Linked DNA regions of Mus musculus: region 1 is linked to region 2. Evidence: chromatin loops called from intact Hi-C (ENCODE). Cell type or tissue: heart. All regions are shown on one strand. Each heading gives the region's core, and the rest is flanking DNA. Links, peaks and the distances in the headings are about the cores only.

What was found. Peaks named below come from ENCODE experiments on the same cell type or tissue, not always from the same donor. Only the 100,000 strongest peaks of a DNase experiment are listed, where the experiment ranks them.
Region 1: a loop joins it to region 2, with 3 times the contacts of the local background. A loop is called at or near these places in 2 of 42 quality-filtered maps.

The regions. Positions count from the first base shown.
Region 1 is chr12:70,447,216-70,462,879 of GRCm38, reverse strand. It overlaps Tmx1 (thioredoxin-related transmembrane protein 1), which reads right to left and starts at 9,726. Exons shown (of 8, transcript NM_028339.1): 1 at 9,560-9,726; 2 at 6,753-6,868; 3 at 6,254-6,299; 4 at 3,973-4,101; 5 at 2,490-2,535; 6 at 2,300-2,401. The coding sequence starts at 9,711. In heart, for the core only: no CTCF peak of the experiment used is centred there; a DNase peak (open chromatin) is centred at 9,799; H3K4me3 peaks cover 2,724 bases; H3K27ac peaks cover 1,913 bases.
Region 2 is chr12:71,132,651-71,148,314 of GRCm38, reverse strand. It overlaps Timm9 (translocase of inner mitochondrial membrane 9), which reads left to right and starts at 11,640. Exons shown (of 5, transcript NM_001286203.2): 1 at 11,640-11,760. It overlaps 2700049A03Rik (RIKEN cDNA 2700049A03 gene), which reads right to left and starts at 11,467. Exons shown (of 30, transcript NM_001163378.1): 1 at 10,277-11,467; 2 at 8,587-8,660; 3 at 7,381-7,450; 4 at 6,196-6,265; 5 at 1-71. The coding sequence starts at 10,475. In heart, for the core only: CTCF peaks have their summits at 6,951 and 8,803 (motif pointing left); DNase peaks (open chromatin) are centred at 11,134 and 11,734; H3K4me3 peaks cover 3,371 bases; H3K27ac peaks cover 2,565 bases.

The DNA.
Region 1 (15,664 bases), core at 4,902-12,901, 690 kb after region 2:
AGGAAGAAAGAAAGAAAGAAAGAAAGAAAGAAAGAAAGAAAGAAAGAAAGGAAGGAAGAAAGGAAGAAAGGAAGGAAGAAAGGAAGAAAGGAAGAAAGAATATTAAAAGCAGTAAGGGAAAAAGGTCAAGTAATATATAAAAGCAGACCTAGCAGAATTACACCAGACTTCTCACCAGAGACTATGAAAACTAGAAGATCCTAGGCAGATGTTATACAGACCCCAAGAGAACACAAATGCCAGCCCAGGCTACTACACCCAGCAAAACTCTTAATTACCATAGATGGAGAAAACAAGATATTCCCTGACAAAAACAAATTTACAAAGTATCTTTCCAAAAATCCAGCCCTACAAAGGATAATAGAAGGAAAACACCAACACAAGGAGGGAAACTACACCCTAGAAAAAGCAAGAAAGTAATCTTTCAACAAACCCAAAAGAAGATAGACACAAACATAAAAATAATATCAAAAATAACAGGAAGCAACAGTCACTATTCCTTAATATCGCTTAACATCAATGGACTCAATTCCCCAATAAAAAGAAAGACTAACAGACTGGTTATGTAATCAGGACCCAGCATGGCATACAGGAAATGCACCTCAGTGACACAGACAGACACTACCTCAGAGTAAAGGGCTGGAAATCAATTGTCCAAGCAGATGGTTTCAAGAAAAAAGCTGGAGTAGCCATTCTAATATCAAATAACACTGACTTTCAACCAAAAATCATCAAAAGAGATAAGGGCACTTCATACTCAAAGGAAAAAAATCTACCAAGAAGAACTGTCAATTCTGAACATCTACGCTCCAAATGCAAGGGCACCCACATTCATAAAAGAAACTTTACTAAAGCTCAAAGCACACATTGCACCTCACACAATAATAGTAGGGGACTTCAACACCTCACTCTCATCAATGGACAGATCATGGAAACACAAACTAAACAGAGACACAGTGAAACTAACAGAAGTTATGGACCAAATGGATTTAACAGACATCTATAGAGTATTTCATCCTAAAGCAAAAGAATATACCTTCTTCTCAGCACCTCATGCTACCTTCTCCAAAATTGACCATATAATCAGTCACAAAACAGGAATCAACAGATACAAGAAAACTGAAATAATCCCATACATCCTATCAGATCACCACAGACTAAGGCTGGTCTTCAATAGCAACAAAACCAAAAGAAAGCCCACATACACATTGAAGCTGAACAAAGCCACACTCAATGATAACTTGTTCAAGGAAGAAGTTAAAGACTTTAGAATTTAATGAAAATGAAGGTACAGCATACCCAATCTTATGGGATGCAATGAAAGCAGTGCAAAGAGGAAAACTCATAGCTCTGAGTGCCTCCAAAGAGAAACTGGAGAAAGTATACACTAGCAGCTTGACAGCACACCTGAAAGCTCTAGAACAAAAAGAAGCAAATACACCTAAGAGGAGTAGATGGCAGGAAATAATCAAACTCTGGGCTAAAATCAACCAAGCAGAAACAAAAAGAACTATACAATCAACCAAACCAGGACCTGGTTCTTTGAAAAAAAAAAAAAATCAACAGGATAGAAGAACCCTTAGCCAGACTAACCAGAGGGCACAGAGACAGTATCCAAATTAACAAAATCAGAAATGAAAAGGGAAGATATAACAACAGAAACTGAGGAAATTAAAAAAATCATCAGATCTTACTACAAAAGCCTATATTCAACAAAACTGGAAAATCTGGATGAAATGGACAATTTTCTAGACAGATACCAAATACCAAAGTTAAGACAGGATCAGATAAATAATCTAAACAGTCCCATAACCCCTAAAGAAATAGAAGCAGATATTAAAAGGCTATCAACCAAAAAAAGCCCAGGACCAGACGAGTTTAGTGTAGAATTCTATCAGACCTTCAAAAAAGACCTAATACCAATACTCTTCAAACTATTCCACAAAATAGAAACAGAAGGGACACTACCCAATTCATTCTATGAAGCCACAATTACGCTGTATATTCTCCTTGGAAATGGAATGGTTTCTATCTAATCAGGAACTTGTCACAATTTCCTTTCATAGAGGATTTCCTAAGAGATGTTTTTGTACTTCTATCATGTTTAATGTTCCAAACAGATTTTAAAAACTGGTTGAGTGCATATTACTTTTAGCTTCACAAGATATCATGTATATTTAGGAGGCATTTAAGATTATAAATTATTTTGATGACTTAAAAAATGTCAATTCTAAGTTGTATATTTTAAAATAAATTCTATTAGTTTAATTTTAAAAAAAAGAGAAGAAGAAGTACTTACAAGTCCCAGCAGCAGTCCTGAGAGTACTGTGGCAAAAGCAAAAACCAAGTATGAACCCCACGCTGGTATTCCAAGGTCATGAACAAAATAGCTGTGGCTAGTCTGCAATAGAGATAAACAAAGTAAGACCATGCTCTTTAATTAAAAACAAGTGTTAGAAATGGTTAAGATGGAAAAAGCTGGTCCATACCCTGATGTACACAGAGAGTTGAAAAAGTGCTGACATCATAGTCATCCTAAAAAACAGAGGAATGAAAAACTGAACAAAGACATACAGCTTTGCCTATGTCTACACACTGCACTTTCCACTCTTAGGTTCTCCAACATGACAAGACTTTCTTGTTCAGATTAATCAATTGAGAGCCTTTAATGAGATGTAAATAACATACAGGAAATAAACACTAAGCCAATACATAAATAAAAATAACTACTTTCACATTGTTAAATGCAAGTGGTTTGGATGTTTTGTTTGTTTGTTTGTTTTAAAGTTAAATAATAAAAAGTATTTGTTGGGTTTACAATGAGTTTCCTATAGCAAGTACAACTGGAGCTGCCTAAGGCTTCTTCATACAAAAGCCCACAGTAGCTCCTTCCAACCCAACTACCAAACTGCTTAGATAAGTAGAGTAGCCTTGCTCAACTTGGAGCAGCCCCCCTCTTCAGTCTACTAATAAAATAGGACAAGCTGCTGCACTGGATTCAAGAGACACTAAAGCAGGCACAGCCCTCTACTAGAGTACAACAACTCACTGAAAAGCAAAATCACATTGCTTGTGCTGTTTAAAGGTCAAGTAGGTGTGGTAGTTCCCAAATGTGATCCTAGCACCTGGAGGCCAGGGCAAAGAATCAAAGCTGCAGGTCAATCTGGGTTATCCAGGGAAGCCGTGCCAAAACCAAAAGTGGAACTGGAAGGTACAACCTCACTGTTCTGACAGCTGAGGATAATTACAAGTTTTGCATCCAGAGACAGAAGGGGAAGGATGAACTACTTCCAAATACAACAAGGGCTGACTTCTTTCCCCATTCCCAGAATCCACAGCAGCTCTGTGTTCTTACAGTTGGTATCCCAACTCTCCATCTTCTGATGGCAAGGATGGGGAAGGTCAGGAGTAATTTAGTCCCACCAAAATGGGACCATGATAGTCTTAGCACAGTCTACCTGCCAGGTTTCTCAGATGGAGCACTGGGTTCATGGAAACACACTTGCCATTCACAAGCCTAACTGCTATGGCAAATATGTCTACCTTCTAGCTATAAGCTCATATCATTATTCACTGTCAGACATACTATTCATACAAGGTATCAGGTGTAGCCACCCAAACACAGTTACTTCACATTAACAATAAAAGTACATGACCAAATACTCTTACTCCATTACAATTAGGATCAAGCAATGGCCTTCCTTACCGATGATGCTGCTCAGTTTCTAAAGGATCAAGTTCTCAAGTCCATTTAGCCAAATCAAAGCTAAAATAGTCTGAGAAGCACATTCAATGTGGTCCCACAAATGCCTACTCCTGCCTCACACGAATGAAAGTATCTTTTACTGGTCACAGTAAACATATATCTGAATATACATAGCATAAAAATCCAAGAAACAGCATGCCTGCTTCATTTACAAGAAACGTAATTATCTGTAGTTAATTTTGAAGGAAGATAGTCCTCATACTTACAGAACAGAACTTGGACCAAACCATGATGATATAGGTTCAATATTCTTCCATTCTTTATCACTTACGAAGTTTATGAAGTCCTTCTTAGTCCTTGGGCCCACATAGCGCCTAAATTCACCATCTTTACAACTAAAGATCAGAACTAAATATTAACTGGCAGCAAGAAATAATTGTGTTCAACCATTTCTTCAGTTTACAGTCAATTCTAATCTTCAAAGAAACCTAGCAAAGCACCAGAACACACTGCTATGTACTGAGGCGTCAGAGCCCCAAACATAGAACACCACAGGCTTTAAGACTTTATTCTTTCAAATAATAAACTCACGAAGCATCTCAGTCACAGCCTTGCTGTGGGTAAAGGACTCTTACCCTGATGTGAGGAGGGCACTGCGCACACTCTGGGGGCTGAGAATTCACGTCTAGTACAGAATGCCCTCTGTTGAGAGTGTGAGGGTTGGTGGAGCAAAGGCTGCAGACTTGTCCTCGTTTTTATTGTATAAGACACTTATCCCAAGAGGCTACTGTGAAAGACTTTCCCTGACTTTCTCAGTCTGCCATTTGTTAACAGGAAGGCTACTAATTTTTGTGTGTTAATGTTGTATTTTGCTTACTTTGCTAAAATAATCATCAGCTATCGATGTTTTCTGGTAGAATTTCTGGAGTCTTTTCTGTATAAGTCATATCAGCTCCAAGTTGACCTCTTCCTTTCCTGTAGATAGCCCCTTGATCTCCTTCAGTTGTCTTACTCCTCTTGCTAAGACTCCTCTAAGCATATTGGACAGGTATGGGGAGAGTGAGCACCTTTGCTTGTTCCTAATTATTTTAGAGGAAATGCTTGAGGTTCTTTCTGTTCAGGTTGATGCTGGCAGTGGGCTTGCTATAATTTGCAGTCACCATGCTGAGGTCTGTCCCTTGCATCCCTAGTTTCTCCAGAGCTTCTATTATGAAGGGGCTTAGGATTTTGTTAAAGACCTTTTTTTTCATCTAATGAAATGATGTGATGCTTGGTGTTTTGTTTTGTTTATATAACAGATTATATTCCCTGATTTACAATGTTGAACCATTCCTGGATCCCTGGGAAGAAGTAACTTAATCATGATGTATAATCTTTTTGATATGTTCTTGAATTCAGTTTGCAAGTATTTTACTGATAATTTTTGCATCTTACCCATAAAGGACACTATTGGTCTATACTTTTCTCTCTTTCCTGGGTTGTGTGGTTTTGGTATTAGGGTAATGTAGCTTTGTAAAAAGAACTGGGACACATCCCTTTACTCTCAATATTGTGAAATGATTTAAGAAGTATTGGTGTTAATTCTTTTTTAGGTTAGGTAGAATTCTGCACTGAATCTATCTGGCCCTGAACTTTTGTTCATTGGGAGATTTAATTTCTACACTGGACATATCAAGAAATTCATCTCCTTCTTTTACAGTCTGATGGAGTACAGATGTGTAAGTATGTCCCTATAGTCTCTGAACTTCTTTGGTGTCTGTTGTACTCTCTTTTCACCTCTAGTTTTACTTGGCTAAGAGTTTGTCAATCTTGTTGATTCTCATATACAATGCAGAAATAAGGTTTAATGTTTAAAAAAAAAATAAAAAAGACAAAAAAAGGGGAAGATTTAAATTCCTGCTGTAACTTTAAATGAGGAAATAAGTCCTTCCTGGTATTTAGTCACCAGCTAATTACACTGATGTCCAGGTCAAGTACAGAGATTGTCTCCCTCTGGGTTAGTGTAGTTTGGGAAACAGTCAAAGAGGCAGAGCCAAGACGTGTTCACTTGAACTCACGGTCACTCAGTGTCCTGCATAACCCATACTTTCTCAGACCGTGTTCCTCCTGCTTAAGATTACTCAGAAAAGAATGTTTGTTTACCTTGCATTCGTGAGAATTCTATCTAGTCCCAGGGTTTCGTTTAAAACTCATGTTCTCCAGGAACTGCTCTGACCAACTGTGGCTTCTCCCATCGCCCGGCTTCCTACAGGACTCGTTAGGACTCTGAGCTAATAGTTACTGATGATATTTTAGAGAACCATACCAATTCTGAGGACCGTCTACAGACACTACAAATCTCCAAAACAAGGAGTGTTTTATGTATCATTCATCGACTATTATTTCTATGACTTAATGTGCCACTAACTAAAATCAAATAAAGCTCTCAAGTCCTTGCTAAATATGAGATTACCTAAGCTCTTCAAATATAATGCGAGTCAGAGGCCTACTGCTCTCATTACACTGTGATCTAATCCTCTCCCCAACCAAGAACCTCCAAATACTTACTGATAAATAGAAGGAAGAGCAGTTATGATAAACCGTCCACTTAGTCCTACAAATGACAAGGAATAAACAACAATTAGGGACAATTGCTTACTTAAAAGTTAACTTTAAATTACTTAAATGCTAATAAGAACAAGAAAACACCTAAACATAGTCAACAATGAAAACATGAATTAGTTGTTAAAGAACTTTAAAGACACATTAATGTACATAAATGAGCTAAAGCTTATGAAGCCTAAATGCTGACATTATCTGTGAATAATTAAGTACCTGCAGAATTAGTACTACCACAGTAATTGACTAGTGGTGATTAGACAAGTAAAAACAAATCTGAAGGACATCTCAAATCACAGTGCATTTGCCATTCAAGAACCTAGGTAGTCTTATTGTTGCTCAAAATTGGAAAATGTTATCAAACTATGAGCCTTGACACATCATTAACAAATGTCAAAATATGATAAACAGCATTAGCAAGGAAACAGAACCAGCCAGCCTGTAATACCTGTCTGCTCTGTGACATCCACTTTTGCAACTTTCACCTCAAGATCTTCTCCCCACTCGGCAAAACTTTCCCATTCTGGCTGAAGATTCTGACAAGCAGGACACCAGGGAGCATAACTACAAAAGACGGTTACAGTTTTAAAAGTTAAGTACTTCAGTGACCTAACCGTGAAGAACAGTTGAGGCATAAGTTTTGAAGAATGTTTATAACACAGAAAATGACCCATTTGGGTGCCTCACACCTGGAATCCCAATTTAGGGAGCTGAGGCAGGATTACTGAGTGCATGCCCAGCATGGGTTACAGAGTGTGATCTTGGGTTGAACAAGGAAACAAACTGGGTAATTTTACGCAGATGAAAAAAATTGAAAGCATGAGCCTGGCAATGTGGACGTGAAGAAATGCTCAACAGAACCACATTTAAAAAAAAAAAAAAAAAAAAAAAAAAAAAAAGCAGGCCTGAGAATACATTCTTAAATACACGTGAACTTTCTAAGATGTCAAACAGCTCTTCCAAAACCTTTAGATTTTCCAATTAAAACATGGCAACCAGAAAGTTTTGTTTGTTTAAGCTCACCATGTTAAGTAATTTTACAAGCAGGGTCATGAGCAAAGTATTGGAAAAACAGGGAGTACCTGGGCTCTACATGCTGCAACCGGTATACAATCACTGCTGGGAAGAATCGCTCGCCATCAGGGATTGCCTCAGCAAGGCAGGTTCTTCACAGTAACCGAAGCTGGAGGCCTACATTCTTATGTATAAATATTACTCTAAACCTAACCCTCACACAGATACCGAGCAGAGGAGACGCAACTCTATTGGCTAGCACCATGATACCAACAGCCAAGGGCGCCAGTACTCGAAACACATCTCTGAAACTCACTATCTTTGCAGGTCCAAGTTTTTCCTTAGAATTTTGTTTTCCATTTCATTGCCCGTTGTAATTTGCAACCGGGAAGAATGAAGCCTACGCATATTCAAACACTTCTGAACTGTTTTAGAAAAATTAAGCTTCTAAAGCAGGCATGTAGAGAAAGCAAAACCAGTGTTCCATACCAAAGCCAAACTCTTTAACAGTAAAACTACAGAAGCAGCTCTATAACAAAGCTCATCAGAAGTGAATCTGCAGAGAACTCATTTGTAGCTAAGGAATATTATGACTATCAAGTGTATTGTTTCCTAATGCTTTTTAAGAGCTTCCTCCCCTTATTTATTTATTTATTTACTTTACATCCTGATAGATGACCCCTTCCAGCACCACCCCTCCATGCCCTTAAGAGCTTCTTTAAACTCCCAAATTTTAGCCAAAGATAAAGGGAAGCATGGGACCCTGTCATTTCAGATGGATGTTTTTATCTCAGCATTATGCTACTGTAGGTCCCCTTTATACCCTTTGTGGATATTTACAGTGTGACAAAAGAAAGCTTATAGGTATCTTTCTGTAATATTTGACTATATTTTACATATCATGTCACTCCTGCCTATTCATGACAGTGACTGAAAACTAACAGCACTGGTTAGCGTTCCTCTCCTGAAAACTGACTTCAGTGAACGGCCAACTGTCAGTACACTAAACGTCTTCCCTACTGCAATCTCCTTTTTCTTGTTTCACAACTCAGGTATCATGGACCTCACCCAGGTTCTCTCTTGAGGATGTTCACTTCCACCTCTTCCTTAGTGTACAGCCCTAAACACAATCACAACATAGGCAAACACCAGAATCTTGCTTAAGGGTTGCTAACAACGCTTGCATATATTTACTCTTGAAGCCCAACAAAGCTACTATGACAGCATCTGAACAGGCCAATCGGTAAAGCAGGGGATGGGAGTGGTTATCTACTATAAGGAATTATGTAGAATAATTACCCACCCCAAAACATATGTAAAGATACTGGGTAGTGTCAGTAAACAATGACCATTCAATGGTGGTGCTTTCGCCACATCAATAATGCCGTATCAGGAACACTGTCAATTAACCATTCCACTAATTTATCATCTAAGACAAAGGCCAAAGGTAGTTTATTTCCTACAGCAGCAGGACGGCGGACACTGTTGAAGTAGAATTATCACACAAGATAAGTGATTTTGTTTGAATAGTAAATGATGAACTGGAGTATTTAAAGGGCCTATCAATAATCATACTAATGCATGTGCAATACCATTCGCAGGCCTGTAAATCACAATTCAAGCCATTCTCTAAATTGCAAACGCACCGGTCAAGGAAAAATGAGGTTCATATCAAAAGAAATGAATGTAGGCAAGAAGAAAAAAAAAGAAAATAAAGATTTTAATATATTCCCATTTATTTGGCATTTACAATTTAAAAAAACTAACTCACAAAATAAAAATAAATAAAGAGCTCAAAATTCAGGCATTACAAATACCAATTTCCGAATAAACATAGCAATTTCCGAATGACAGGTTAAAAGCAAGATTTTGTTCAATATCAACTTTTGTAAAAATTTGGAGACTTAAAGTCTGGATGTCTACAAAAGATCACTAAAAGTCTATAGAAACAGCCAAGACCTCCATCGCAACCCAATCCCACCCTCAAATCCGCTAGTCTGTTCCAGAGAATTCGATGTAGCTCGTAATCCTTTAATCGCACCACAGTGCTTAGCAACGACGAGGCTCAGTGCACGCTTAGATAGAAAAGTAATATTCCCGGTTAGGAAATGACCCTGGAGCTGGGGGCGGCAAAGGCTGGGACCTCAAGACCTGGCCGAGGAAGATGGGCTGGTCAGGTGTCCAGCTTGAGGGACGGGGCGGCGGAGGCCACCGCCACCCAGACAAGCGCCCCGCACTCACAATTCTATCATCCACTCTCCTTCCAGCAACGACGTCCAGTTCTCATCGGTGAGGACGCGCACGTTATTCCGCCGTCCGTGGGCCCCAGGGACCGCCCAGAGCAGCAGGACCAGAGCTGCCAGGGGAACCATAAGACGCCCCAAGTGCGCCATGTCAGCCGCTCACCCAGCCTCAGCGCGTTCCCGCTCCACCTCCCCGCCGCAGCTCCACTTCCGCTCTGGCGGCCGCTCCGCTCATGCGCACAAGGAGCCAGCCAGGCGCGCGAGCCCCACCCACTCCCCGCCAGCAACTCAGTGCGCATGTCCGGGCCCTGTTCCTCCTGCGGGAGATGGAGAGGGAAAGCGGGAAATGCGTCTATCTCGGAGCTCACGACTGAAGAGGCGCTTGCCGGCTGTGGTCCCTCGAAAAGCCCTAGAAGGGGCGGTAGGCGGAGGGATCAGGGTGATGCTCTAGAGATGAGTGACCCTGTCGTGCCCACCAGTGCCTAGTAAGGTCACTATGACAGTTTTCTCAGGAACTTTCCCCTTTCAAAATATCACCAGTTAGACGAATGTAGGAGGAGGTCACCAGCCCCTTTACCCTGGCCCTAGGCAAACAGGCATCTACTTTTTGTCCTGGCTACTTTACTAATTGAATCTTGTGTTGTCCCTGTTGACTGACTTATTTTAACTCTTTAAGCATGAGTCCCCGAATTTCCTCTAACACATTCGTAATGAGGCTTTGTCACCCCCTGGCTCTCCGAGGTAGTTTTTATTGCCTGTTCTTTGCTTTCCTGTATATGGGTTATATTTTCCTGTCTTTGCACAACTCAAAAATCTCTTCTTGGAAACTAGGGTTTTAGGGTCTGTAATTCTAGATGTTGATTCCCCTTGTGGCTCTCCATCTTCTGTTCCTCTTGTTGTTTGATTGTTTAGTGAGTTGGCAAGGCAATTCTAGTGAAGTCTGTTTCTCAGAGATTACAGCCCTGGGTGGGTCATCTGGGCGATAGTGGTTTTAGCAGGGCTCATTCCATATCACTTTTTGGGATGTGTTTGCCTCACTTATTTCCAGCTGTAATATTACATGAAGTGCTCACCGATAACTTGTTTTTGTTTTGTTTTAATTCTCAGAGCATACATTGTTCCACAGCCTAATACATTTTGGCAGATGGTTTTGAGGTCAGTGGTTGAAATTTATTTTAAGCCCAGGATGATTCTTCACTGTCTCTTTTCTTAGGTCTCTCTGGTGAACTAAGTGGCTTATGCACTGGCATCTTGTTCTTACTTAAGGAAAACTTTTTTTATTTTTTTGGAGTGACTTTAGGCCTGACCGTTTCTCCATACTCTTATTTAATAAAGTCATTTCTTTGGGGAGAGTTCAGAACTGACTCTCCTGGGCACAAGCAGCCTCAGTCATTATTCTAGGTGCAGTGTAGACCAGCAGGATCTACTTTTCTGGACTTCTAGTGGTGTATAGTCTTTATCACTTGAACAAAAAGGTTGAGGGGGTGTCTGGAGATTTCTCAGTCTGCTGTACCCAGCGCTTTCACTGTGCATGTCATGTCCTTGTGACCTGCACTTGGAAGGGATTAAGATGCCAGTGACCTTCCCTTCCTGATGAGATGCTCTGTCTCTAGGTTGGGAACGGAGAGGAGATGGAGCCCCGTGTTCATGGTCACACCCATCTACAGTAGAGTTGTCACCAGAATGGCCTGGGCTAAGAAAATGATTAGAGAAATAGGAGTTTGAGATGGATCAGATGCCAGAGAGTCACTGCTCCTACTGAATGTTAGTAGATTTTCTTGAAGGAACAACAATAACAACAACAAAAGCATCATTTATTGTTTGCAATTTCCAGAAACTTTTAGTGAGTTTTTGGTTGTGTAGTCTTCAGCAATATTATCAAGATGAGTTGTGTCCCTGGGAATTCATGAGCTGAAGTCCTGATGCTCAGTAATTCAGAATGAGAGTGCATTTAAAGATAGAGGGTTTTTTTGGTTGGTTGGTTGGTTGGGTTTTTTTTTGGGGGGGGGGGTTCGAGACAGGATTTCTCTGTATAGCCCTGGCTGTCCTGGAACTCACTCTGTAGACCAGGCTGGCCTCGAACTCAGAAATCCACCTGCCTCTGCCTCCCGAGTGCTGAGGTTAAAGGCGTGCACCATCACGCCTGGCTAGGGTTTTTTGTTTTTTTTAAGATTTATTTATTTATTTATTTATTTGTTTTTATGTATATGAGTACACTGTAGCTGTACAGATAGTTTTGAGCTTTCATGTGGTTGTTAGTAATTGTATTTAGGACCTCTGCTCGCTCAGGTCAATCCCGCTCACTCAGTTCCTGCTGGCTCTGGCCCAAAGATTTATTTATTATTATACATAAGTACATTGTAGCTATCTTCAGAGGAACTAGAAGAGGGTGCCAGATCTCATTACAGGTGGTTGTGAGCTACCATGTTGTTGCTGGGATTTGAACTCAGGATCTTTGCAAGAGTAGTTAGTGCTCTTACCCGCTGAGCCATCTCACCAGCCCAAGATAGGATTTTTTTTTTAATTCCAGTAACTTATATTCATTTTATTTTATTTAAAATATTGCATAGCAGAAAGTACCTCAGTCAAATGAATTGTCCCTTGTTTCTTCCTCATTTGGAACCCTACAAAGCTCAGTGACATCTTTTTGTTTTGTTTTGTTTTGTTTAATTTTTCTTTGGTTATTTTATTTATTTACATTTCAAATGTTATCCTCCCCTTCCTGGTTTCCCCTCCACAAACTCTCTATCCCCTCCCCCTCCCCCTTGTTTCTATAGGGGTGCTCCCTCGCCCACCCAGCTACTCCTGCCTCACCACCCTAGCATTCCCCTATGCTGGGGCAGCAAACTAAAGATGGGGTTTTTAAAGAGGTAGTTTAAATGAGGTCATCCAGGGGCCTCAGTTTTCTAACAACAACAAAAAAAAACAAAAGGTATGCTGGATAGTTATGTCAACTTGACACAAGCTGAAGTCACCTGAGAAAAAGTTAAGAAAATTAAGTTAAGAAAGTTAAGCCTTAATTAAGAAAATGCCTATGAACAATCAGACTGTAGGCATTTTTGTAATGATTGATTGATCAGGAGAGGGCCCAGTTCTTTGTGGGTGGTGCCATCTCTGGCCTGGTTGTCCTGGTATCTAAAAGAAAGCAGACTAAGCAAGCCAGGAGGCACACTCCTCCATGGCCTCTGCATCAGCTCATGCCTCCAGGTCCCTGCCATGTTTGAGTTCCTGCCCTGTCTTCTTTCAGTGATGGACTACAATGTGGAAGTGTGAGCCAAATAAATGCTTTTCTCCCCAGCATGCTTTTTGGTCACAGAGTTTCACCTTTAGCACCAATAGAAGTGCTAAGACAAAGGGAATCCTTAGGAGAGAAGGAGGTGAGAACACAGGTATGTTATAAAAGTTCTGGAGATTTTAGGAATAGATGGAACAAGCCTCAAAATAATAAATGCTTCACACAACAAACCTATAGCCAACATTATAACAAATGGAGACAAATTGAGAGCATTTTCTCTAAAACTAGGAACAGGACAAGGATGTTCACACTCTCTTCTCTTCTCTACAAGTGCTTGAAGCCTTAGTTATAGCAATTAGACAAGAGAAAGGCATAAAAGGGATAAAAAATAGGAAAGGAAGAAGATAAACCATCTCTATTTACAGATAACACAATTCTTTGTTTAAAAGACCCTATTGAGTCTGCTAGAAAACTTTTGAACCCAATAAATACAGTAGAGTTGCCATATATAAAATCTGTGTTTTAAAAAAAAAAAAGCCTTCATTGTACTCCCAGAAAAAGAAATTAGGGGCAATATTCCATTTAAAATAATCAACCCTCCAATTAAGTATTTAGGAATATATCTAACCAAAGAAATAAAGGATCTCTACAAAAATATCTTCAAGATATTTACAAATGAAATTACAGAAGATACTAGATTATGAAAAGACATCTCATACTCCTGGATTGACAGTTAATTTTGTGAGAATGGCTATACTACCAATATCAATTTACAGATTTAATGCAATACATTTCAAATGCCATTTTGATACCATATTTCACAGGTTTAGGGGAAAAAATATAAGAATTTCCACACAAGCTCAAGCGCGCGCGCGCACACACACACACACACACACACACACACACACACACATACACGGAGACAATGAGGGAAATCCAAAACAGCCAAAGCAACCCAGGTGATACTGGCCTAAGATCAGACAGGTAGACCAATGGGGTAGAACAGAGGTCCTGGAACTCAAACAACAAAGCTGTGCTCACTTAATTATGTGCAAGGAATCAAAAACGTGCACTAGATATGAATAAAGAGCTTATTCAACAGATGGTTCTGTCAAAATTTGATATCTACCCGCAGAAGAATTAAACTAGAATCATACTTTTTACCTTATATAAAAATCAATTTAAAAATGGATCAAATACCTTAATTTAAAGACTGAAACACTGAAACTTCTAGAAGAAAGCACAGAGCATACCCTTCAAGATACCGGGGAATAGAGAACCTTTTAAATGGAGGACCAACCGCACAGGAACTAGCCCCAAGCATCAGCACATGGTCTACAGGAAAGTCAAGTTTCTGCTCAGCAAAGGAAACGGTCAGCAGAGCACAGGCGGCCCACGGCCCGGGACATCATCTGTACCAGCTACACCTCAGACAAAGGGCTGAGTTGGCATCCAGAATTTACCAAGAACTGCAGAAATTAAATATCAAGGAAATAAAATTGCCAATCAATAAAAAGGCAAGTGAATTGAATAAACAACTTAAAAAAAACCATACAAATTGCCAGTACATTTTTTTTTGTCTGTTTGTTTAAATGTTCTATATTTCTAGCCATCAGGGAAATACAAACTAAAACTACTTTGAGATACCACACCACCCCAGTCAGAATGGCATGCATCAATAAACCTGATAACAAATATTGGAGAAGTGTGCAGTGAGTGGAACCCTTATTCACACTGATGATGGTGCAAATTAATACAGCTATTGTGAAATAGAGTTTGGAGATTTCTCAAAAAAATTAAAATAAATAAAAAGAACTACTATGCTGGCTATCTTTATAGTTATCTGAGAGAAGGGAGCCTCAATTGAGGAAATGCCTCCTGAAGATCAGGCTGTAGAGAAGCCCAGATGGAATTTCCTTAGTGATTGATGTGGGAGGGCCCAGCCCACAGTGTGTGGTACCAACCCCTGGGCTAGTGGTTCTGGATTCTAAAAGAAAGCAGGCTGAGCAAGCAAGCGATATGAAGCAAGCCAGTAAGCAGCACTCCTCCATGGCTTCTGCATCAGCTCCTGACTCCAGGTTCCTTTCCTGTTGAGTTCCTGTCCTGACTTCCTTACCCGATAAGCACTGAAATCAACACCTGAGCCAAATAAAACCCTCCCCGCCCTGAGTTGCTTTGGTCGTGGTGTTTGATCAGAGCAATGAGAACCCTAACCAGACCTTAGACTTCCAGCCTTTAGGACTAGGAGAAAATTGTGTTTTGTTTGGAAAGCACTTGGGCAGTGTTGGAACTTTGTTAGGGCATGCTCAGAACTAACCAGTTACACTTGGTTTGCTGAGGAGTGGGGCTGCAGAGCCACCTGCAGTGCTGTCTAGAGCTATGTTATTACAACATGGGAAACCTTTTAGCTAGCCCCAGTGCCTTCATGCTTGTACAGAATCCACCCCAAGCCTTCTGCTCCCAAATCTACTTTCATTCTCCAACTAAAGCCAAAATAGTCTTCCTAGAACTCAAGGCTGTGTTTAGTTACAAAAAATTATTTAATGAATGAGTAGTATGCTATCCATTAATCTCCACATAAAGTTCAAGAATATTTTCTTAAGGTTTCTTTTTATTATCATGTATATGTGTGTGCATGTGTGTGCTCATAGAGGCCTGCAGAGGGGTTGCATCCCCTGGAGCTGACTTCCCAGGTGCTTGCAAATCTCTCCATTACATTCTGGGATTTGAGCTAGGTCCTGTGCAAAAACAACAAGTGCTCTTAATCTACCCAACTGTCACTCTAGCCCCAAGTTCAAATATTTTAATACAGTTTCTAATGTCCTGGCTGGCTGGCATTTAATTCACCCGGGCAAACAGATAACTATA
Region 2 (15,664 bases), core at 5,199-13,198:
TATTCTTTTCTGTACTCGTGTCTTCAAAAAGATGTACTTTCACCGCCTTAAAAACAGGCATGCTTTGAGCTCTTTAAAGACAAAGAAACAAAGGTTTTCAGAAATCTGCATTGAACCATTAGAAGAAATGCCTACATGCCCTAATCTGGGAGTCTCCTAAAGTGGCCTTCTGGGTTTCTCTTTGATCTTGTTTTATTTGTAGTTATGTGCAGCATGTGCATGAGAGGATGTGTGTGCATGTGAGCCTGGAGCTTGCACTGTGGAAGAGTGTGAGTTGCCTGATGTAGGTGCTCAGAACCGAACACAGACTTCTACAGTGCTTCGAGCACTCATAACAACTGAACCATCTCTGCAGCTCCATCTTGGGGTTTTGTTTGTTTGTTTTTTTAATTAAAGCAGAGGCTAGTGAGATGCCTCAGAAGTTAAGTGCTCTGGCTGTTTTTCAGAAGACCCAGATTCAATTCCTGACACCACCACAAGGTGGCTCACAACCACCTTTAAATATAGTTCCAGGGGATTGGACTCTTCTGACTTCTTGAGGTATGCACATGGTATACAGACATTCAAGCAAGCAAAAAGAACCCAAACATATAAAAAAATTTAAGTGGTTATTTCGATAATATTAACTAAAGTCATTTAGTTAGTATTACTAAATTTAGGTCATTAAGGACTAAAGAAATAAAAAGTTATTCCTTAGCCGGATGTGGTGGCACACACCTTTAATCCCAGCGCTTGGGAGGCAGAGGCAGGTGGATTTCTGAGTTCGAGATCAGCCTGGTCTACAGAGTGAGTTCCAGGACAGCTAGGACTATACAGAGAAACCCTATCTTGAAAAACCAATAAATAAATAAATAAATATTAAAAAGCTATTCCTTGAAGGCAGTAATACCAGTTTTGAAACTATGATTTACAAATGACAACCACATAGCCGCAGTTAGACAGACAGATGATCAAGAAGCACAAATACAAAGCATAGGGTTTAATTCCCAAAGGCAGCAGAGCTGCATCTGATTCTAAGAACTGATGGTTGTATTCACCAAATGCTTTTAGAAGAATTACAAACTTAAGGGTTGGAGATATAGTGCAGGAAGTATATGCTTACATGCATGACATCTAATTTCCAATCCCAGCACATTTCAAAAAAATTTAAAAAGCCAGAAAACCAACAGTGCCTACCACTTCATTCCATACTCAGACTTCTCACATCCTCCTCCAGGGTGTAGCCTGGGAGTGCCCCACACGCCCAGTACTTATATTTCCACAACCCACCAGGTCTAGGCCAGGTCCCAGTCAGTGCCATGGACTAGTTGTTTTGCAGCAACAGACTCTAGGCTACCACAGGGCCCCAAAAATCCTAACTCTAGGCCTAGCCTCACCATCTCCTCCTGAACTGTAACCAACATTTAACTCCCACTTGGACCTACCTTACCTGCATCTACCCACAGGACCATTAGTGCTCATTCCACTACCGACTCCACACCACGCCCTCCTCCAGAGTACAGACTGCTACGTACACAACCTTACATCTATGTCTTCTCTGAAATCTACCAAATTTAGACTGGGTCTACCTAGTCCGGTCTTCACAGCAGAAGCTCTAGGCATGGGCCAGTGTTCCTCCTACCTATCCACCATACTTCATGACTCTACATGTCCACTCAGACCTCCACACTCCCATCTTGGAACAGGAAGCACCCTAGTCCCTTCTGACCACTGCACTATATTCCAACTTCTAACTTCAAGACCCAACCCATCCCCACATTCTCTCTTCTCCCCGAGCCTACTCTATCCATAGCAAACTTAAAAAAAAAAAAAAAAAAAAAAAAACGAACTTAAAGGAAGACCACATGCCCAGATCGCATTAAGACAATACCAACAATATAAAAGACCAAGTCAGTGTCTCCTCTCCAAAGCCTACCAGTCCTAGAGAAATGCCTGCCCATGAGAATTACCTAGATAACACCAGGACACAGAACTTAAAAGAGCAATCATAAACTTCCCCAAAGAACTCAAAGAGTTTAAAGACACAAAAGAAACAGGTCAATGAAATCAAGGAGGAAGTTTAAGGAGAATAAACCCACACACAAGGCTGATGGAAATGACAGAGACAATCCTGTACTTGACAACGGAGGCAAAGATCAATGGAACAGCCAGCAACAAACAGGGGGATGCAGGGGAACCGCGGATGCAGGGGACCCGAGGATGCAGGGGACCCATGGATGCAGGGGACCCGTGGATGCAGGGCACCAGAGGATGCAGGGCACCCGAGGGTGCAGGGGAACTCTTATTCCCTTAGCTGGAATGCAAACTGTTGCACCATTATGAAAATCAGTGTGGAAAATTCTGGAAAAGCTAAATACATAAATCTACCATAGGACCCAGCTAATCCACCCCTTGGTATATGGCCAAAGGACTCAATACCCTACTCCACAGCCATGTCATTACTGTTCCAGTCACAATATGGAAACAACCTAAATGTCCTACAGCTGAAGAATGGATACTGAGAATGTGGTCCATACACATATACATTATGGAATACTATTTAGTGCTCAAGAAAAAAGAAATCATGAATTTTTCAGGTAAACAGAAATAGAAAAGAAGCATACTGAGTGAGGCACCTCAGGCCCAGCAGGACAGACAAACGTCGCATGCTCTGTAATTGGAGGCTCCTAGCTCTAAACCTTCAGATGTGAACACATAGCTCGTAGTAAGTACAGAAACGAGGGACAATGGGACCACTGCTCTAGTAGGTGGTTTGGGGAGCACGAAGAGAGGAACAGCAGCGTACACGTGATCTGATGAGGGGAGGGGGAAGGGTCCAACCCAGAAGCTGGGACTGGAACAGGGGGAGAGCAGAGGACAGGCGATCGGATGGGCAGTGGAAAAGGAAGCTCCGCATCACGGGAAGGGAGGAGGGTGGATACGGAAGAAGGTGCACGGAGCACGGAGACACCAGATCTGTGCGGGAACCTGAGAGGAGAGGTGGGGCTCCTGAGGGAGGGGGGAGGGAGTAAAACAACAACACGGACTCCTGAAAATGGCACAAGGAATTAAATAACTGGAATGCAGGCAATTCAGAGTATAAATATATAGTTTTAATGACTTCCTTTACCTGGGCTGACAACACTCTCTCTAAAAACCAAAGACCACCTGACAAAACCCCATGCCAGACATGAGAAGCCGTCTTTTCAATGGTTGGCCAGGGCTGTCTAAGACTTCTGAAAGGCACAGCAACTTCAGAAACGGCCCAGAGACAGAGCTGACCTGACCTGAATGTCCCCTCCCTGAGGACTGGCTTCCATGGTACCTGAAGGTGCCTTGCTGGCTTCCAAAAGAGACAGAAAACCAACACTCCTATCCACCTTTGACACCATGAACTACATCAACAACCAGCAGGGCAAGCTAACCCCCAGGTGCAGAGGTGGCACATATATCCTGCTAGTAACCAACTGCTCTCTCAGAAGACTTAAGACTTGCTCAACAAAAGAGGTACTAGAAATCTAACTAGCCAGTGCTAGTGAAATCATGGTCACTAGAGGAGAATCTACAACCACTAATTTACTAAACCAGCACAAACCCTAACAAGAATCTATAAACACTTGTCCTTACACCCACAAACGAGGACCCCGCATCAAGAAAACTTCTCTTCCCAGCAGATGGAGAACACTACAGAAAACCACAACCCATCAAAGGGCAGAGTCCTCATGACTCATGACCACCACAAAGCCCTTACCTAAGGCTCAGGGAACACCGAGGAAGAGGGGGCAGAGAGACTCTAAGAGCCAGATGATCTGGGACTTTACTGTGAGGTTGTGTCTCCTAGTAACATCACAAGCCACACCCACCAAGTCTCACCAACATGACTGCCCAGATGTGAGCAGAAGAAAAACACCAATGAACATGGCAAACTGGATGAGGAAAGCCCACAAGGTCTCAGGCCTACACAGAGAACCACAGGCAACCGAGGGAAGGAAGCTGGGAGTGAGAGAGGGGGCCTTCCCTGGGAAGATATGACCAACCAGTCAGCCCTGGAGCATACATAACAAGTAACACTAAATGGACTCAACAGGCTTCATCTGGGGATCTATATGCACATGCAAATACACTATGCATCCAGTAACAACTGATGAAAAAGAAGCATACAATATGAAGGAGAAGGCTGGGGAGGTGGCTCAGCGGTTAAGAGCACTGACTGCTCTTCCAGAGGTCCTGAGTTCAATTCCCAGCAACCACATGGTGGCTCAGAACCATCTGTAATGGGATCTGATGCCCTCTTCTGGTGTGTCTGAAGACAGCTACAGTGTGCTCACATACATAAAATTAAGTAAACATCTAAAAATAAAAAAGAATTTGAAGGAAAGTGAGGAGGGGCATATGGGAGGACTTGATGGGAAGAAAGGAAAGAGAAAAACATTGCAATCAAAATACAATCTCAAAAATAAACAGAAAAAAAAACTAACATCAATGATGCATACTGTTTTTCCCAGATATGCTAAGATACACTTGACAAATTTAAAGTATAATGGGCAGTATATAATGTGATGTTTTGATACATGTATACAATGTGAAATAGCACAATCAAGCTAATGAATATCTCCATTACCTTACACAACTATTCTATGGTAAGAACATTTTAAGCTACTCTATCAGTAATTAGTATCTCCTATACTTGTCAGGCTACATAAAAAGTTCTACTACGTAGTCATCCTGACTGAAACTGGACTCTCTGGTAATTATCTCCCCATTTCCCATTATACCAGCCTGTGGCTACCACCAATCTACCCTGTGCCTGTGCTGCACATAACTGATCTAGCTCACACGATAATTCCCTTTCTCTGCTGGCTTACTTATTTAATGAGCACCAAACACACCATTAGGCAGTGCGCCTCACACGAGTACAGCAAGATGGGATAATAGCTCTGTGCTACATGCTAGCATGCCCAAGGCCTTGAGTTCATTCCCCCTTACCACAAAACAAGAACAAAGCAAACAGACAGATATCTGGCTTCAGTTTTTTAAAAGAGCTAGTCCATTGCACTCTCAATTTAGACCAAAACAAACTGGCGAAATCAACCAAAACATAGGAATTACTAAGTGAGTTCAAGCGCTGTAGGCAGGGACCTGCCACGGGCAGCCCTGAGTTCCCTCACATCAGGCCCGAGGGCAGCACAGTGAATGTGCTGGCACTTACTTCTCTCTGATGCCTCCTCGTAGCTAAGAGAGGAACTGTTCTCTGAGCACCTCAAACATATCAAGTCACTTTGGTTTCTCCATCTCGGACCTCGTCATACCCAACTGAGTCACCAAGTTTTCTCAATTACTTCATCATAATTACATGACAACGGCCACAGATAGAATTGGGAAGGTAGAGAATCTTATTACGGCCTTCCATCCTTATTTTTAATTTTACATAATGAGACTGAAGTCTGGAGGTATTAGGGTTTACTTGACCAAAGCCAGCGATTTAGTAGGGGGCGGAGTCCAACTCCCACAGGCTTTCCCATGAGACTCCTGCTTTCTCAGATGAGACTGCCTCCCACCACACAATGCCATTCTTCTGGCTGCCCAACTTTATAATATATAGCTATTGCCTCTGCCAAACACCATCTATGTGGAGTCACAAAGCTCTTCTTGTTGAAGACACAAATAAGCATTGGGCCCACAGCTAATGTCAAGCTTTTCTTTCTGAACTCCCAACCTTCTACCGAAGTCACTACTTTCCTCCCTGGATGCAATACAGTTGATGCCTTTTCAACAAGCCTGTCTCTATAGTACTTGCTGATCTCTCCCGTTATTAACTCCTTTTGAGTTGCAGCAGAGCCACGCTGAATAAGTAGGCACCCCACGGTTTACGTGTCTGGATGATCCACCAAATGCAATGCTCTTCCTGTTCCAGCTCCAGTTACTTTGCCGTCTGTGCACACTGTCAGATACGGGGGCTGTGCTAACAATTAGAGTGAACAAGACAGCAGGGCAGAGGGCAGGTAGAGCCTGCATTAAGCTACATTCACACTCCTAGACTGTGCATGCTGCCACTGAGCTACATCCACAGCCCTACAAGTCGCTGTGGTCAGTTTTAAAACATTGCTGTGTTCTTCTTAATCGCTGTGTATGGATTATCTAACATATGCTAACATACAGCTTCCTTCTAATTTAAGGTAGCATACCACTATAAGTGTGTTTGTAAATGAAACTTACTTTTGCTTTAAAACAGTTCTCAGAGCATCTTTCTGTCCCATGGTGTACTGAGAAATAAAGATGTCATTTGCTGAAAAATTAAAACACAAAAATATATTTAGATTCTGAAGAACAAAGAGAGCCAAGACTGAGGGCTAGCGATGTAGCTCAGTGGCAGAGCGCCTGCTCAGAATGTATGGGATCCTAGGTTCGATCCCTGATACTTTGTAAACAAAAAAAAAAAAAAATGAACTTTAATTTTCGATCTGCAGCTCATGTCTAGCACTCAGCATACAGAGGCACAAAGTTCCCTGCACCATTGAGGCTAGCCTGGTCTACTCTAGCAAGTTCTAGATCAGCCAGGGCCAACACAATAAAATAAAGAGCCCAAACCAAACCTTTGCAATGAGTTTGTAATAGCAAAATAGGCTTCTCCTGTGTAAATCCTTTTATAGATTTTAGATTCTACTGGTAACCTAATTTGAAAAGAAAACCAAAAATTAAAATAATAGGAGCTCAGGATACAGACAATAGATTTGCCTGGCATGCAGAAGGCCCTGGATTTGATGCCAAGCACAAAATAAATACTACTAAGCTATTGAATGAATAAACCAGTTCTGGACTGGAAAGATGGTTCAGCAGTTAAGAGCACAGCTGCTTTTAAAGAGAACTTGCATTCAATTCCCAGCACCCATATGGTGACTAACAACCCTCTATAACTTCAGTCCCAAGTGATCTGACTGCCTCCTCTGGCCTTTTTGGGCACTGCAAGAGTGCTGTGTATAGACAGACAGGCAGGCAAAACACCTATCCACACAAAATAATAAATTACCCTAAATTTTTAAAAAAGCCAATTCTATCCTTACAAAGAAAATACTGACACATACTACAATGTGGATAAGCTTAAGCACATTATGTAAAGTAAAACAGTCACAAAGGTTAACACTGTATAATGCCACTGACATAGGTACCTGAGCTGGTCAAAGTCACAGGGGCAAGAGTGAGGAGTGAGGGCACAGAGCCCAGTGGGGGGATCTTAACGTCTAGAGGTGAATGATAGTAACCCTGGCTCGATGTCACTGAATGTTATCAAGGTCAATGTCACAGAACTGTGCATTCAAAACTAATGAAATAAAGTATTTTCTGTACATTTTAACTCAGCTTTATCAAGCGGATTATTAAGCGGAGTCAACTGTATTAATTTACCTTTTGGTGCGTTGTTCTCTTCTGTTTTATTCAAAGGTAACTGCCGAACTACAGCATCTTTAGAAAAATCCTTTGGGCATAAAAGAGTAAGATTGAATGAGCTTAAATTAGCACTAGCAGAGTGACATTCATAGCCTTTTGAGCACTGAGACCCGGGAAGGCAGGTCTGCACACTTTACTTACGTCATTCCCAACACTACACCTTCCATAGCTGCTCTGAAGCACACGAGGATTTCTCAGTGAATGAGCAACGTGCAGTCAGAATAGTGAGACGTAACAAAGTGAACACACACACAGAAGTGGAACAAGAAACTGATTCAAATCCACACTTGACCGTCTACACTGCAACCTAAGCACGGCTTTCTTAGTCACTGAGGTCACGCGCTGCCTTACAAGGCTGTGCTGTGTGGGTCACATCTACTGCTCCGGTTTCCGGCTCTCGAGTGTGAGCCTAGAACCCATCTCTGGGGCTCCGCGCTGAGACGGACCCCATGCTGCTCTTCCCCTTCCTTTTTTCCACTAAACATAAAAGGCTGGGGAGACGCTCAGCAGTTACGCTCGCCTCACCAGCACTCGGATCCCCAGAACCAAAGTCAATGCTAGGAGGGTGTGGCAGCCTGCCTGGAACTGCAGCCCTGAGAGGAAGGCTGAGGCAGGAGAGCCCAAGGGCAGGTGGTCAGTTAGACTAAGACACCCTGACTGAATGAAATAAGGTGGAAGGGCAATGGAAGATGCTTCCTGACAGCAAGCTCAAGCCATGACATGTACACATGCCCCTTACCTCTCCATACACAAACATGAACACACATACACATACCGTGTACACAAATGAAAATGGAAAAAAAAAATTTTTTTCTTAATGTTAAGGTGATGATGGGTGTTAATTTACAAACAAAAACAAGATTAACAATTCAACAGATGCTTGTATGTCCCACACTCTTCAAGTCATAATCTATAAAACACTGCTGGAGCTGGTAGGATGGTTCAACAGATGAAGAAACCAGCTGCCAAGCTTGAAGATTCAAACTTGACTGCTGGGACTCACGTAATAGGAGAGAATACATTCTTGAAGGTTGTCTTCTGACCTTCAGATACAAAAATGGCCCCCCATTCTTACTTGTACACAGCAAAGGTTAAAAACGTGATAAAAATGAACAAAGATCAAAACGTTCCCTGTCATACGTGACTTGGAATTCTTTTACTTACACTTTTCTTGGACGCAGGAGGACTTTCTAACAGAGGCTGGTGATACAGTCTTGCAGAAGTTAAATCCAAGGAGCCTAAGAAAGCAAAAGAGTCACTGAGAGTGGGCTGGAGAGATGGCTCAGCAGTTAAGAGCACAGACTGCTGCTCTTCCAGAGGTCCTGAGTTCAATTCCCAGCAACCACATGGTGGCTCACAGCCATCTGTAATGGGATCTGGTGCCCTCTTCTGGTGAGTCTGAAGATAGCAACAGTATACTTATGCATTAAATAAATAAATCTTAAAAAAAAAAAAAAAAAAAAAAAGAGTCCCTGAGAGCTGGGTTGTGATTCTTCCCAGGGACCCAACCAAGGCTCTTTTCACAGTAAGCTCTAGCATTGAGCCACGGGTCCAATCTGAGCAGCTTTTAAATCAAAACCTGACCCTTAGCAACTGTGTAGCCATGATACAAGAACTGAGAATCTCTGTATTAATGTAAAAACCAAATGTGAAGTCACTTTCCTGTAAGAGAAATTAGATATATTTAAATACATTCTAATGAAAGACTTTATAGCTCATTATTTAACAAAATAAGGCTGAGTTAAAACAGGTAAGGTAAGCAGGTGAGATCTAAAATGTTTTAACAGCAGCCATGGTGTGGAAGGTCTTTAACTGGAATGCTTAAAAGCAGAGATAGAGGAAATTCTCTGAGTTTGAGGCTAGCCCAGTCTACAGAGTGAGTTTTAGGCCAAGCAGAGCTTCACAATGTGATCCTCTCTCAGTAAAATAAAATGAGATGTCTTTTTTAAAAAACATTTTCAGGGACTGGAGAGATGGCAGAGCAAGATAAAAGTGCTTGCTGATCTTGCAAAGGACTGGAGATTGGAATCTCCTGTAGACGGCTCCCAATCACCTGTTAAGTCTAGCTCTAGGTAGATTTAGCTACTCTGGCTGCCATGGGCACCTGAACTCGTTTCCAGACACCTACACATAGACACACAATTGAAAGTGGTATTTTTGAAAACCCTAAAAGATATTTTATCCAATGCAGAAAAAAAAAAAAATATGAGACTTACCAGAACAAACCTTGTATATAGCCAGGCATGGTAATGCATGCCTTAATCCCAGAATTCAAGAGGCAGATTTCTGTGAGATCAAGGCCAATCAGGACAAGGGAAAACTTGTCTCAAAACCAAAAAACACTAGATTGATATAAAACTCTGATTTAACAGACAGCCTATGCCTTTAATCCCAGCACTCGGGAGGCAGAGGTGCACAAGAGGAAATAGTCAAGTCTCTCTCATTCTACATGCTGAATCCTATTTCCCCAGGGAACCAAGTTACTTTTCAAACATCTTTACAAACCAGACTTGTATCTTACATTTTTGAATGTAAACACTGACTCCTTTAAATTTGGGGGAATGCACAACTCAAAATAGTGATAAAGACTAATGACTTATAAAAAAAGGAAACTGGCTGGGCAGTGGTGGCGCACGCCTTTAATCCCAGCACTTGGGAGGCAGAGGCAGGTGGATTTCTGAGTTCGAGGACAGCCTAGTCTACAGAGTGAGTTCCAGGACAGCCAGAGCTGCACAGAGAAACCCTGTCTCGGAAGAGAGAGAGAGAGAGAGAGGGAGAGAGAGAGAGAGAGAGAGAGAGAGAGAGAGAGAAAACGTAAACTGGGTGGGAAACTGAAACATTTGGAATCACATACCACATAACGTTCCATTAGAACTAGTCCTCGTTTCAACAGCAAGACGTTTATTTGCAGCCAGGGCTGGAGGAACACGGGGCAGCTCATCTTCCACCACAGCCAATTTATTCCCTTGGTTTGGAGAAACAATCTCTCGCAGTTTCCTCGCTGGCATTTTAAGCCTTTGCCCCCTTTCCAGGCTAAACTCAACGTTTTTCATCTGGTTAGTCACAAATCAAGTCCCGCCGTTCTTAACAGAGGGAATTCTAGCTTCTCAAAACTTAAGGACGCAGTTTCTCCTTGAGTACCAGGAAAAGAAGTAATGGTGGAAGTGAATTTGAAAAACACCTGAGTTCCAAAAATAATTATGAAGCAGTCATTAACTTAGAAAGTCTATAGGCAAAATATCCATAAAGCTGTAAATTTCGATTTTGACATTTAATCCAGGGCTAAATACGACAAAAACAAAAAACAAAACAAAACAAAAAGTCTTGATCCCACTGAGTCTGTTAATGCATCGAAGAAATAAATTTCAAAGGAATTATGCCAAGAGCAAAAGAGAAGCCACGGGAACCGTAATAAAAACGCACTCCTCCAAACCCAGAGCTGCAGCTGAAAACCCCAACAGACGTGGAGGCGGGGTTAGGATTTGTTAAGGAGACCCAGACGAGCAGGCAACGTTAAAATCGTGTTTTTTAAAACACCACCCTCATAAGAGCTTAGTAGATTTCTTTCTACGAGTCAGGACGCAATTTCGGACACCTCAACTTAGTCTTCAGAGTCTCCACAGAGTCCGGCACACACGCCGTCTTGATTTTGATAGAATAACAGCTTCGGTTGTTCGCGGGTCAATACCGTCTTCCCCGAAAACCCGCCCTTGAGCGTCAGCACGCATGCGCGCAAAGATCCAACCCCCCCCCCCCCGACCGGAACGGGAGTGCTCTGGTGCTCTTCCATTCGTGTCCGGGTGGAAACAAACTCCCAACATAAAAGACTGCCAGGAGATGTGACTTTTTTTTTTTAAAGGCAGAATATCGCCTTTATGTTTGGACACAGTACTAAGTATTCCTAGAGGAATGGCGAATTCTCGATTAGCCCATAAACACTTTTGTTTATCAAGGGTTATTTACACTGTAGGAACTGCAGACCGTTAGAAACCTAGTAGGTTAAGCATATTAGGCTTTCTAGAAATTTCGACAGATTCCGTTGCCGTGGAAAAGGAAGTGAAAAGTACAGAGAGCACTGACGAACAGATAATCACAAAAGTTAATTCTTAGATGATTTTTAGAATTTGCTTGGGCACTTGCTTTTCTTCCTACATTTTCCCACGTGGTAACGAATCTGCGTCTAAGGGTCTGAAGCCATGCTTGACATCACTGCCCCCACGTGTTCTCAGCTTTCCGCGGCGCGGCGCTCGCTCTGTACTGACCCTCCGAGCTCACACGCTACCTGCCCCGCAGCTCTTCAGCCCGGTCCCGGTGTCAGAGGCGAGATCCTGTGGCTAAGTATGGTCCCTTTCCTCTGCTTTCATAATCCCGGGTTCGCGGCCAGTGGGGTGACAGCCTTCACTCGGGAAAGGGAGCGGGCAGGTACCCCGGAGGGAGACGCCGCGTGCACGCGGGTCGTGGGGCTGCGCAACCGGCAGCGCGGCGCAGCGGGAGGCCAGCCGTGTCCCGGAGGCCTTGTCACCCCGAGGGTGGGGACCCTAGGCCCCGAGACACCGCCCACCCGGGACTGGATCGCTTGGGGGCACGCTTTGAGATTACAAGGTAGCCAGCCACTCGATGACCTTGAGCTGTCAGACAGGAGCCCCTTTACTGAAAATCTAGACTTCCTCGGCTCTTACCCTGTCTGCACACTATGCCTTATGTCATTAGGTACAAGGGCTCGCACCCTTCCCAGGTCTCATATTGGAGAACGCACTGCTTAGAGCTTTCCCATTACGCCTTGCTAGAAGCTTTTAAAATGTATTTTTTTAAAGTATAATAGATTAATCATTTTTCTACCTATTACATTTTCTCTTGTTGTAGATTTATCTGTTGGTTCATGATTTGTTGTATAAGTGTATTAAAAGACCGAATGGCAATGTCAGAGCTGCAAGAGACCTTAGGGATGAATTAACTTCTGTAATTTCTATATAAAAGTTAGATATGAAAAAAAATGACCTTTCCCCTCTAATTTCAAAACGCTGAGCAACTGCAACAGCAATCAGTAAAGTGACCTGAGTAAATAATTTGTAACGAATGTCAGACCTGGGACTCCACCCCCCAAGTAGCGTGGTTCTCATCTTCCTTGAGGCTAGACTTTGAATCGGGAAACAATAGGAATTCATTTTCAAGTGCTTTTAGCTATGATTAACACTGAGTTAATTAAGAGTTGCCTGTAATGCTGGGTGTAGTGGCAGCCTTTAGGCCTAGCTACAAAGAGCTCCAAGACAGCTGGGGCTACATAGAGAAACCCTGTCGAAAGAGATAGAGAGAGAGAGAAAGAAAGAGAGAAAGACAAAAAAAAAAAAAAAAAAACAACCTTGTCTGTTCATCCCACAACCTAACTAAACCTGCAAATAATCTAAAGGATCATGTGAAAAATAATAAGATAATAAAATAAAAAAATTTCTATTAAGTATTTGAACTCTCAAAATAAACACTGACTTATAGCCTCTGAACAAAAAATAGTTTAGGGGATTATTATTCTTTTTGTCAACATTTTTTTAACTATGTTTCTCCCCCCCACCTCATTTTCACATCAAGTTCCCCTCACCCTTCCCTAAATACATCTGTAGATACACTTTGTTTCACTGAAGCATTTGTAAATAAGTTTCAGACATCATGAGCTTGAGCCCTAATTGTTGCAGCCTGTGCCTCCTAAAGGGCATTACAGTCTGCAAAGATTATCACACTTAGATGACATTTAGATTTTCTTAATTATCTAAAAATTGCCTTTATTGTTACGAGAGTGGCCAGCTGCCTTATGTCATTAAAAGGCCAGGTCCCACAGCTGGAAGTGGTCTGTCTGTCTCTCTTTCCCTCCCTTCCCTCCTCCTCTGCTGAGAGCCTGGAACTCAGAGATCTGAATGCCTCTCCCAGGTGCTGGGATTAAAGGTATGAGCCACCACACGTGCTTGTATGCATGTGTGTATATGTATCATGTGACTGCCTGGTGCTTGACGAGGCCAGAGAGGAGTTGCAGACCCTTGCTTGGAACTGCTCCTGCCAGCTGTGAGCTGTGTATACTGGGAACCTAACTTGCTGCAAGAGCAATGAGTACTCTTTTGTTGTTTTGCTTGTTTGAGGGGTACTTGGTTGGTTTATTTATTGAGGCAGGGATTCTCTGTGCAGTTCTGCCTGTCTTGAGCTAGCTCGGCTGTAGATCAGACTGGCCTCAAACTGAGAGATCTGCCTGCCTCTCCCTCCAGAGTGTTGGGATGAAAGGTGTGCGCTAACTGCCTGGCTACGAGTACTCTTACCACTGAGCATCTCTCTAGCTCCTCATCTTATTTTTGAAAACTAGTCTAGTTTTCTTAGCTATTCTACACTATGGGTTTTCCTAATTATTCCTTCATGACCAGAAAAAGAGCCAATATTTTTAGACCAGAATGCCACTAAAGTAATGGTGTGTGCCCTAGAGCGTCGCAGCGGGGAATTTTTCCTAGTGGTAGCATTGGACCTTGTGTGATGCTAGATTGACCCATTTAATTATGGTGGTAACTGTCTATGTTAACAATGAGAGGAACAGATTCTTCATAAATAACCTAGAGAGGTGCTTGAAGACGGTGGTATCTCTTGTTTCCTAGCATATCCCTATAGTTCTATCCATTGAAAGGCTTTGACAAAACCTCAAGGTTTCGAATCACATTACCAGTTATGCAGGGACTAAGAACAATTGTAGTACCTAACAATATTAGAAGAATCACTTCTTATAAATTGAATTTAAGTCTTACTAGTATTTAGTTTCAGAGTTGGTACAAATAGACGTATTATTTAGAAAGAAACAGATATTAATCCTCTCCCTACCACACCCTTACTAATTACTTTTCTTTTTGTTTGTTTGTTTTCTATGTAGTCCTGTCTGTAGACCAGTCTGGCCTCAAACTCAGAGATATGTCTGTCTCTGCCTCCAGAGTGCTAAAGTCCAGAGTACTTTAGTCCTGAGGACTCAAGGTATGCACCACCATGACTGGTTTGTTAATTACTCTTTGATATTAAATTTCTGGAAATTGTGAGATGATGAAACAAATTTCAGGGTGCTTGGTCACTCTTTTGATCTCCATTTCCTTTCTGAAAAGGGAATTTGTTAGTGGGGGATTTATTTATGGATGTTTATTACAGTTTTTCTTTAACTAGCTCCCAAATAATTGAGACTGAACTGTTAAATTTATTTAACAAACTAAGGGCACAGCAACTGAGAAGTGTTACTTTATTTTAATCCTCTATGCTACTCTGACTACCTCTAGCCAGAAGCCCTGTGATGCTTGCATTTTAATACTGATCTGGCTCGTGGGACAGCAGGTGTATTCTCATGGTGTTGCCTGGACTCTCCCCTTGGCAAATCCTCCCTTTTCTTCGCTCTCTTTCCCTCTTCCCCTGGCTGGGAGGAAATCCAGCCCTCTTCTCTCCCCTGATCAGTCATTTACTGATCAACTTCTGTATTGACTAATCAGGGAATAATTGGAAAGCAATGTTTTACAACCAGATACAGGAACACAGAAATCAGCATTTGAATAATACAAGGATAGTCTTTACACAGTGTACAATAACATGCCTACAAAATTAATTTAGGAAGGAACAAGGTGCATTAGAGAAGAAATTACAACCGGCCATGGTGTTCCATTCCTGTACTCTCAGCACTAGTAAATATCCCAAATTCCAGTCCAGCCTGGGCTACATAGAAAATTCTAGGACACATGAGACCTTATGTCTCAAAACACATAACACAATTTATAGACATACTTAATAAATGTGAAGATACAAATTATCAAAAGAGCTTATAATAGTTTTGTATATTTGGAGAATATTGTTATATAAGTAACATTCAAAATGATAGCTTATTGGTCATATCATACAGTTGTTAAAATGTAATGGGGAAAATCCTGGATTTTAAAGGCTGAATGCCTCCAGTGGTCCTGAGTTCTAGTTAATCTGAAAGTTACCTCATGTAAATTTAATGTTTGAACTGTTCATCTTTCTTAAAGTTATCAGAAGACTCACACAAAAAAACTTTTAAGGTATAGCATGACATCGTTTCTTTTAAAAAATATGCAGGTGACTATAAACTCGAGACTACGTAAACTCCTTTCCTTAGTAACAAGGCAGGGGACCTGCAGGTGGGACTGGTGATGGAGCCTTTGCCTCCCGTGCCCAGTGCTTCGATTTGACTCCTCCGCCCTCAAGGGAAAGCCTGGTGTGTCTG